2 separate regions of the Homo sapiens genome follow, and region 1 is linked to region 2. Evidence: chromatin contacts called from ENCODE Hi-C data. All regions are on one chromosome and are shown on one strand. The core of a region is the stretch at or near the end of the contact, and the rest is flanking DNA. Distances in the headings are between cores, read along the strand shown.

Region 1 (5,723 bases), core at 2,802-5,301, 120 kb after region 2:
CATAGCAGGAAGTAGAATCTAAAGTTAATGGAGGTTGGGCATGGTGATTTATGCCTGTAATCCCAGCACTTTGGGAGGCAAAGGCTGGAGGATATCTTGAGCCTAGAAGTTTGAGACCAGCCTGGACAATGTAATGGGGCCCCTTCTCTGCAAAATAAATAAATACATAAAGGTAGGTGTGGTGGTATGCACCTGTAGTCCAAGTTGCTAGGGATGCTGAGGTGGAAGGATTGCTTGGGCCTGGGAGGTCAAGGCTGCAGTGAGCCATGATTCTGCCATTGCACTCCATTCTGGGCAACAGAGTGAGACTGCATCTTAAAAAAGCAAACAAACAAACAAAAATCTACAAAACTTTTTCATATTTTGGGGGAAAAATGGAAAAAATAACATTTATATTCATTTAAAATATTATAAAGATAATGCAATAATTAAAAGGAAGCTGTAAACATATTTGGATCTGCTTCAGTCTAGTGTGAGGAATCTCCTGGGAATTTCTAGTCATTACACCTTGGGTCAAGTCCCAAGGGTCTCTTGGCAACAGGGTTGGGTTATATGCAGGGCTTCTTAGAGAAGGCCAGGTCCAAGAGCCATCTACAAATACACTTGGCTGGAGAGTGAGTAGAAAGGGCACCTCTTCCTCTGTTGGGAGCCAGGTAAGGTATGAGAGCATGAGAAAGAGCAGACCAAGAAGGCAGAGACTGTTGAGGTCTAAACTGGGGGACAAGAGAGAGCAGAAAGGGAGGAATGGGAAGTGGAGAGGCAAGTGCTCAGAGGCAAAGGACTGCAAATCAGGGGTAGAAATACTGGGAAGCAGGGCTCAGAGTGACAGGCTTAGACTAAAGGGTGTAGGAATTAGTGATATATCAGCAAGTAGTTTGCTAACAAATATTTCTTCTGGGCTAGATAAGTTTGAAAAGAAGGAAATAGTCTCTTTTCTTTAACATTGGTAGAACTCAAAAATCAAAACAGTTACTCTTGTTTGCTTTATTGGTAAATATTTTTTCCATCATTACCATTTCTTCTATGCTAGATTTTATTTCTTCAGCTAGTTTGGTGATCGATATTTTCTTATAAAATCATCTATTTTATGTACGTCATCAAACATATTATCATAATTGTGCTTACTAGTCATTATATTTAAAGTTATAGTTCTCTAATCATAGGTTTGTTATTATTTTCATTTTTCATCGTTTTTGTAAAATTTTCTTGACTGTCTTTGAAAAAAAGATTCATTATATTCTTTTTAAATAACTTTGGTTTTATTTTTAACTCATTCATTTGTGCCTTTCATCTTTGTTAATTGCTTCTTTCGATATTTATTTAATTATAATCCCAGCTTCTTAAACTGAGAACTTAGAAGCTTAATATTGTCCATCATTTTTTCCTATATTCTTCAAGCTGTAAGTTGTTTTGGATGTCATCTTGCCTCACAGTTTCTGCTATGTGGTATTGTCATTGTTATTCAGCTTAAAAGACTGTTTTTCTCGTTTATGTGTTTCCGGAATAGAGAAGGTACTTAATAAATGGATGTTGTTATTGCTTTGGAGTCTTTCATTTTATATTATTATATTAATGTGACTATATTAATAAAATACAGTATTAGACTAATTCAATAGTCCAGGTTAGAGAGTGAATACATTTGGAAAAGAGTATTTTGTACTCAGATAAAGACAAGCTGGAAGAATAAAGACAGATATTAGAGGTTGAATAGAAAAGATTGGAAGAGGTGTTGGTTAAAAAATAAGAGAATACAGGATAACTCCTAGATTTCTGATTTAGAAAATTGGGTCATTTTTATGAAAGTTATAGCCTTTATACAGAAAATGGTATAGGAGGAAAAACAGTTATAAGAGAAAATAATCAATTTGGTTTTGAACATAGGAGGTTTTCTTATTTACCCATGAAAAATCTAGATGGAAATGTCCAGAATAAAGTTTTATCTTCAGACATGGAACCTAAACACCAAAACTGGTTTTCAGAAATTCACTTGAAATTTATTATTGTATAGGTGAAATATGAGGCTGTGAAAATGGGGGAGATAATTTTACAAGTGACTTGAGAATAGGCAAAGGAGAGATCTCTGAAGAATGCCAAATATAAGGTTGGAAAACATAAGGTACCCGGGAGAGGGGGGAAAGAAACAAGAAAACTGAAACAGTCAGAGAAAGAGCTGATTAATGGGAGAATATTAAGAGAGACTGGTATCATAAAATAATGAGGGAGAGAAAATTTCCAGAATCATCAACAAAATATGTATTGTTGAAAGAATGAGATGGTCACTGAAATGAGTCGACTGATTTTTTTTTTTTTTTTTTTTTTTTTTTTTTGAGACAGTGTTTCTCTCTGTCACTCAGGCTGGAGTACAGTGACACATTCATGACTCACTGCAATCTTGACTTCTGAGCTCAAGAAATTCTCCTACTTCAGCTTACCCAGTAGTTGGGACCTACAGACATGTACCACCATGCCTGGCTAATTTGTAAACGTTTTTGTAGAGATGGGGTTTCCCTATGTTACCCATGCTGGTCTTGAACTCCTGGGCTCAAGTGATCCTCCCGCCTCGACCTCCCAAAGTGTTGGGATAACAGGCATGAACCCTGTGCCTGGCCTCAACTGAATTTGATGGTTCCATTTTGGTGTTATTTTCCATAGTGGATATAGCCTGGATACCTGATTTTCTTGGCCCTTTGCATACAGGAACTATCGATATTAAGACTACTTTCCAGAGAAGCCTAAAGAGCTTCATATCTCCACAGTTCACATGGAATTAACATTTGACACATCAAACTCCCCTCCAAAGATACCACACGGACCATAGTATGTCTCTTTAAAATCATACACCTGGAGCCTTTGTCAGACTGGTTTAGAAATTCCTTTTATGCATTCCTCAGCTTTACTGAGTGAAGGCATTGAGGTTAGATATGCAGGTTTCATCCTCATTTCTTCTACTGCCTAACTGCATAATTTGGGGCAAATTACTTAATGTAAATATCAGTTTCTTCATATGTATATTAGGGATAAGAAATTTATTTTCTTTGTTGAATAATAATGATTGGATCATATTATGGATATGAAGATAATTGTGTCTGGCATATGGCACATGTTCAAGAAATGCTGGCTATTGTGTTTTTTTTATTTTGATACTAGTCTGTGGTATTATTTATCATAGTGTAGTGCTTAATTTATTGTAGTAAAATTATGGTAAGGTTTGCTTTTTTCCTCCATTCCTTCCCTTTCTTCCTTCCCTTCTTTCTCACTCCCTCCCTTCTTCCTCTTATTCCTCCTCCTCCTCTTGCACTTTCCTCCTCTTCCCCTTTGTGCTCTTACCTGCCTCCACCTTCACTAGTCTTTCTCTTTCTCCTCCTTCTTCTCCTCCTCCTCTGTCATCGTTGTCTCTCTCCTTTCTCCAACTTTCTTACTTTTGTGGTTTCTCTCAACATTTAGGCAGTGCTTTATAAAGATAACATTGGGTGATTAATTGCTGAGTCTTAGCTTGCTCATCTGCAAAATTCGTGTACGATCTATCTCCAAGAGTTGGTGTATGGATGAAATTATATAATGCATATAAAATGTCAACAACACAGGGAACTCCCAACAAATGCGATCAATATTTATTTTTCTTAGGGTGTTTTTTTGGGCCACCCTATTACCACATATATGGGCCTGTGTGTCCCAGGGATTTTTTGGCATTCTTCTGGATATTTTCCAAGGAAATATAATAATATTCACATTTCAGATATGACTTAGTTTGCTCAGTGTTTTATTCCAGAATCAAAATTTATTTTCAACAAGTACTGGAAAGCAGGTTTCTCATAATATTGTTTAGGAATTTTACTGGGGATTTATATTGGCAGACGTGACTTAATTGTAATGTTTATTGCTAGTAATGAGAATTATAGGCTTAATATACTTAAGAAAATTTGATGTGGCACAGTTCAGGGAATTCACTTTTCTCAATAAATGTGAAACACTGACAGACTTGGAGAGAAATGTGTAGCTCTGGGAAGCTAAAAAGAAAATTCAAGTTCTTTGAAAATTAGAAATAATAACTCAGTGAATCTTGAAGTGCCAGAGAGATGTTACAAGTGATAAACTATGTATTATGTGTTATGTTAAATGACTGAAACATCCCTGTCTTCTCAGTGCTTCCCTATGTCGGTCCTCAATAATACCATTGCTGAGCCTCTGATCTTCCTCCTGATGGGCATTCCAGGCCTGAAAGCCACCCAGTACTGGATCTCCATCCCTTTTTGTCTCCTATATGTTGTTGCCGTCTCTGGAAATAGCATGATCCTGTTTGTGGTCCTCTGTGAACGGAGCCTCCATAAGCCTATGTACTATTTCCTCTCTATGCTTTCAGCCACAGACCTGAGCTTGTCCCTGTGTACACTTTCTACTACCCTTGGTGTCTTCTGGTTTGAAGCCCGAGAAATCAACCTAAATGCCTGCATTGCCCAGATGTTCTTTCTACACGGATTTACTTTCATGGAGTCTGGGGTTCTACTGGCCATGGCCTTTGATCGTTTTGTGGCCATCTGTTACCCACTGAGATACACTACCATCCTTACCAATGCCCGAATTGCCAAGATTGGGATGAGCATGTTGATAAGAAATGTTGCCGTCATGTTGCCAGTCATGCTCTTTGTCAAGAGGTTGTCCTTCTGCAGTTCTATGGTCCTTTCACATTCTTACTGCTACCATGTTGATCTCATCCAACTCTCCTGCACAGACAATAGGATCAACAGCATCCTTGGTCTGTTTGCGCTTTTGTCCACTACAGGGTTTGACTGCCCTTGCATCCTGCTCTCCTATATCCTGATCATTCGATCTGTCCTCAGCATTGCTTCCTCAGAAGAGAGGCGGAAAGCCTTCAACACCTGCACATCCCACATCAGTGCTGTTTCCATCTTCTACCTCCCTCTCATCAGTTTGTCTCTTGTCCATCGCTATGGCCATTCAGCACCTCCATTTGTCCACATCATCATGGCCAATGTCTTTCTGCTAATCCCTCCTGTGCTCAACCCTATTATTTACAGTGTAAAGATTAAGCAGATTCAAAAGGCCATTATCAAGGTCTTAATTCAGAAGCACTCCAAATCTAATCATCAGCTATTTCTGATTAGAGATAAAGCCATTTATGAATAAGTGCTTTGCTACAATGGAGTAATTGTCCCAAAGTGCCCACACATGCCTCCAACAGTCCAAACTAAGCAATTTATAGGTTATGTGACATTTATTTAGTCAATTTCTTTGTCAATAAATTCATGTCATTGCCAACTAAATTATGATTTTGTTTTCAATATGAAGTGAAGAAACATATATAAACAACTAATTATATTTGTAAGCAGTATGAAAGCTACATAAAGTATTAATTCAGGCTCTGTATACAATTATAAAAGTTCACATTTAATGTGAGAAACTTTCTAAATAAGTCAGTTGTTATTTTCTGAATGACACACAGAAAACACTTTAATTAGTTTCTTTTCTTGAAATTCTTGATTATATATGCGATTCCAAAATAGAGATTCTATAGGGTGGATCCTAAAATACACATCAATGTAATTCCACATTGGGTCTTATCTAGATGGAATTATTTTGCCCTTTATTATGTGCAGGGGCTACCTAATGTAAATACAAGATACCATATTATGTGCTCAGCATCAGTTACTGCTGCTGTTAGCTGAAGAGTTAAAAGTTGGTAATTACATTGTTAACATTCTAGG
Region 2 (5,328 bases), core at 733-3,232:
CCTGACCAGATTTGTGTTATAATGGTTGTCTATCTATCTGTCTGATATATGAGTTCCTTGAGAGTAGATACTACACCTTCTCATCTCAACATTGGAACATAGTATCTGACACATACTAGGCACTAAATGATAATTTAATAAAATTGCTATATTAATGAGAACAATAGTAATCATGATAAATAATAAAAATAAATTATTACAATGATTAATAACACATTTTGAGTGAGTGCAAATGTGCTAAGACCTTTTTATGGATCAATACTGGGTTATCTTATTTTACAACATAGACTTATAAAGCAGTATAACGATTTTCTCCACATTAAAAGCAAAAAACAGAGGTGATGTAGTCTAAGGTCACACGATTGGTGACAGAGCTGAGCTTTGGACCAAGGTTGTCTGGTTGTCTGGTTGGACCAAGGTTGTCTGGTTCCAAATACTTTCAGTTGAACCAATGCTATGTTGACTCTTAATGGACAGGTAGATGTAGGCAAGTGTGTAACATACTTAAGTCCTGGGACAGTACAATTAGAATAGACAACCAGTCAAAATGAGCATTGATCATTATGCCCTTCTTGTATCCACTGATTGTTAAGCCTTGGCTGGTGAATGGTTTAAATGTCTGGAGTGTGCACTAAAAAAGAGTCCGAAGCTCTTCTGTGTTCCATTTTCTGCAGCTGTGTGTAGAAGATCAGCCTGCACTTGTGTCTGTGAGCATGAACCAGTGCCCCTCAGACTGGAATTCCTAGCATGGATAGTAAGATTTTCACATTTATTTCCCTGTAACAGCCTGGACGTCTGTTTTTGCTTCTGTATCTTGAAAGCTTCTATTTAAATTGTGCATTTTTTCCCACGGAGTCTCATACATTATGTGGCACATTTATCTGGGACTGTTAAGATTTCCCCCCTAACCCATTGAGGTATTTATGGGGGAAGATTATGCTTCTATTAGTCCAGAAAATACCTAAAAAGAGAGCATATTTTCTCAGGTTCTTTATGAACTTCTGGGAAAAAATGCATCTTTCCAGATTTTCCTAGGGATCTAGAATCTTGTGACATGAGAAGAAGAAAAAAATTAAACAGGATAATTAAATTTTCTGCTCTGTAGCAACTCTAACGGGAATAGTTAACTCGTCCCCTTCTTCCATACAGCAGGACTTTGTAAGGTAATGGCCTCTTGATACAGCCTCTTATGCCAAGAAACATGTTTAAATAGTTGTCCTTGAAATTTACCAAGCTTCCAAGCTCACCATTAATTGTGAAACGCTGTATTAATGACAAAGCTGAAAGCCATTTATGAGTGTCCACAGCTTAAATAGAAGCTGTCTGTCAAACATGGTTAATTCTCCACCACAGTGGTAAACATGCTGGTAGCAGTTTTAGGACAGAGCAGACTAGTATCTCTGTAAGCTAGCAAGGGACACACAAGGGACTCATAAAGTTTTGTAGTCTTCCTTTAGTCACTTCCTCTTAAGTTGTCATTTTCTGTGACTATGCACAGGTTAGCAACAGCTCCCAGGAAATTCAGGGGAGGGCCTGGGCCCTCAATCAGAAAACCACTGCACTACCTTCAGTGAATGTAGTAACTCAGCAACCCCTTTCCTATTTGGGTTCCGTGTCTCGTGATTGCTGTGAAACCGGCAAATGGCAGCTGAGCAAACTCAGCTGTTAATGATCCGTTAACAACAACACTTCTTCCTTACTCTGGCTCTATGCAAAGTTGTCCTACAGCTGTTTAGGGCTCAAATTGCTCTTGAATGAGAATTGAAATTGCAGTTCATCTATAGAATTATCTTTTGGGGAAGAAAGAGTGAAGATAGACTGAAAATATGTTGCCTTTTACAATTTGTTATTTGGAGCACAAAGGGTTAACAGGACACAGCTGTAGGGAGTTCTCCCCTAGGAATTTGCTTTTCTGCTGGGTAAATGACTCTCACCAGGTGACTTCTAGGCTCCTTATAAAGGCTGTTTTTCTCAAATCTGGTAGTTCTCCTATTCCTGAATTTTTTCCCTATGTTTTCTCCTGGCAGAAGAGGACCTCTTTGTCCAGGGGCAGGGCTGATCAGGGGCTGATTCCGCAGCTATAGTAGTACAGAACCTTTCTGCAAGTAAGTTAGTGAGGTTGAGATAACTCTCTCTCACTTGCTTTGCATTAATAGATTCTCTGCTGTGTGGGATGATCCTTCAAATAGCAGGGGGCAGGATCAAATAACCTCACCTTCCAGACCCAAGAATTCTGTGCACAAGGTCAGTGTTGTAGTGCATTGAAGACAGTTATAAATAAATTAGGTACTGTATAACCTTCAGATAGTATATGAAACAAACGCGGAAGTATTCAGAGTAAATGTGAGCATGAACTCAGTAGTGTATTTTCATACGTTATGTCAACTCAAAAATATCGTTGTAGCGTTCAAAATAGTTATTCCAAATATAGACTACAGTCATCAGCATGTGTTTGTTCATGCCACAGTAAAAAAAGAAAAAAAAATTTAAATAAGGAGTTTGCGAGAGCATGGCGTTTGGAGTAAGAACAGAGCTCAATTCCTGAATCTGCCATTGGCTTGTTGGGTGAATTTGAGAACGTCGTATGTTTCCTCTGAGACTCGATTATCTAATCTTACCCTGCTTTCTCACCCATAAAGGGGAGTTATTAATACCCAATAATGGTGTTGTGATAGTAATGAATGTGAAGCTTTGTTGTGAGGGCTGTCTATTTAGATGTTCCTGGTAGTCTGGTAATAGGGATGTTTAAGTTATAGGCTCTGTCATGGAAGAATTCTCAGTGGGGGAGAAAGAGACACTTAAAGAGAACTGTTTAAGAAGAGTTTAATATTTGCTCATTAGTTTTAGCGCAGGACAACTCAAGACTGGTTTAAGAATCACAGAATTTTTTTTAAAAAGCTATTATTGGCCGGGAGCAGTGGCTCACGCCTGTAATCCCAGCACTTTGGGAGGCTGAAGTGGGCAGATCACGAGGTCAGGAGATCGAGACCATCCTGGCCAACATGGTGAAACCCCATCTCTACTAAAATACAAAAAATTAGCTGGGTGTGGTGGCATGTACCTGTAGTCCTAGCTACTCGGGAGGCTGAGGCAAGGGAATTGCTTGAACCTGGGAGGAGTAGGTGATTGTGCCATTGCACTCCAGCTCCAGGAGCAGGGATGGTGGGGGCGGGTGGTGGTGGTGGTGGTGGGGGGAGCTGTTCTTGGACCCATGTTTGCTAATAGAGTTCCCTCTGTTACAAGAATCCTATTACGTTTCCCTTTGATTGCAGGAGTTGAAGAAAGATTCTATGAGCTATGTACAGTGGAAAGGGGGACTCAGATTCAGTGAAGTAAATTGTTTGGCACGTAGAAGGCATTAAATACATTACCACTAATTTTATTAGAGAGAAATATAGCCAAGTACTTAATCTGTTGGGTTTTTCTTTTATGTTTTATTTTTATTTTTGCTGTTTACAATATAGCTATTCTATTTATTTTTATTGTGATAAAATCACACTTGTAATCCCAGCACTTTGGAGGCCAAGGCAGGTGTATTCCTTGAGTTCAATAGTTCAAGACCAGCCTGGGCAACATGGTGAAACCCCATCTCTACAAAAAATAAAAAAAAATTATCCAGGCATGATGGTGTGTGCCTGTAGTCTCAGCTACTTTACAGGTTCTTTACTTGGCGAGCTGAGGCAGGAGGATCACTGGAGCCTGGAAGTTTGAGGCTACAGTGAGCAGTGATTGCGCCACTGCACTCCAGCCTGGGCAACAGAGCAAGACCCTATCTCAAAAAAAAAAAAAAAAAAAAAAGACAGAAAGAAAGAAAGAAAGAAAAGAACACTTAACATGAGATTTACTCTAACTTTTAATAGCACAATACAGTATTGTTAACTATAAGTAAAATGTTGTATATCAGATCTCTGGAACTAATTCTTCTTTAGTAACTGAAACTTTATACCTGTTTAACAGCATCTCCCCCATTTTTCCCTCTCCCTAGTCTGTTGCAATCACCATTCTAGTTTCTGTTTCTATGAGTTTGGCTAAGAGATACTTCACATATAAGTGGAATCATGAAGTATTTCATTTCAGGTTCATCCATGTTGTAGCATGTGTCAGAATATTACTGCTTTTAAGGTTGAATAGTATTCTATTACATGTATGTCTTGTGCTTTCTTTATGCATTCATTTGTTGATGGACATTTAGGTTGTTTCCATATGTTGGCTATTGTGACTAATTCTGCAATGAATATGGAAGTGCAGATACCTCTTTGACTAACTGATTTCCTTTCCTTTGGATATATACTCAGAGTGGATGTGCTGTTTTTCACAGTGGTTGCATGATTTTACATTCTCTCCAACTGTGTACAATAGGTCCAATTTCTTCTCATTCTTGTCAACACTTGCTATTGTTTTTTATAATAAGTATTTTCATAGCTATGAGGTTATATCTCACTGTGATTTTGATGATTTTGATTCACATTTATGTGATTAGTAATGTTGAGCATCTTTTTATATTTGTTGGCCATTTGTATGTTTTGTTTGGAGAAATCTCTATTCAAGTCCTTTGTCCCTTTTTAAATTGAGTTATTTGTGTTTTTGCTACTGAGTTGTAGGAGTTCTTTATATATTTTGAATATTAACCCCTAATCAGGTATTTGGTTTGCAAATTGGGTTTATTTACTATAATAAAAAGAACATTAAATTGAGAGGCTGCTTCCTCATTTTTAAAATAAAGAGTGTATGACCTTGAGGTCATTACTTGCTCTCCACTTCAACTGGGAAAATAAATGTTTTTATCACTAGGTCCAAATCTGAGCAAAGTCCTTGTCTCAAAGATAAATATCAGATTATTGAGAAAACTGCTTGTTTTCCTCCTATGTTGAAATATGTTTTTATGATTGCATGAATTTAACTTATAATTTGAGGGGGCCACATATCGGGAATCACACATATGTGGAAATATTAAGCACTGGGGTTTATCACTATTTTCAGAAGCAGTTCATTCATTCATTTAATAGATACTTTTAGATGCTGTTGTGCTAGCCATTTTTTCTGGCTCTGAGATCGTAGGTCTGAGAAAAAATGGTCCTTATATTTTCCTGGGAGTCATTTTTGCCTTAGTGGCCATGTCTCCTCAGTTTCATTAGAGGACGCTTCTTCTGGTCTTTTCTTTAAATACTGCTGTTCCCCAGCACTCTGTCCTCAGACTTCATTTCCCTTAGATTTATTACTCTAAGATATTTTTCACTGATCCTGTGACTTCAACCATAGACATTAGTTTCACAACTCTCAAGCCCTATTATCAGGGCAGGAGTCATTTTCCCTAGGATGCAGAAGTAG

Evidence for each region. A loop is a pair of places that touch in the nucleus more often than their neighbours do. Pooled maps may share reads with other maps.
Region 1: a map of sigmoid colon shows a loop between it and region 2 (2.4-fold over the local background). The contact joins the promoter of OR51F2 here to the promoter of MMP26 in region 2. A Hi-C loop is called at or near these places in 2 of 168 maps with a recorded cell type or tissue (prostate gland and sigmoid colon) and 1 of 50 pooled maps.

What each region holds. Positions count from the first base shown.
Region 1 is chr11:4,817,270-4,822,992 of GRCh38, forward strand. It overlaps OR51F2 (olfactory receptor family 51 subfamily F member 2), which reads left to right and starts at 4,052. Exons shown (of 1, transcript NM_001004753.2): 1 at 4,052-5,187. The coding sequence starts at 4,153. The coding sequence ends at 5,145. All of the region lies in intron 2 of MMP26 (matrix metallopeptidase 26), which reads left to right.
Region 2 is chr11:4,702,802-4,708,129 of GRCh38, forward strand. MMP26 (matrix metallopeptidase 26) reads left to right here and starts at 1,983. Exons shown (of 8, transcript NM_021801.5): 1 at 1,983-2,244.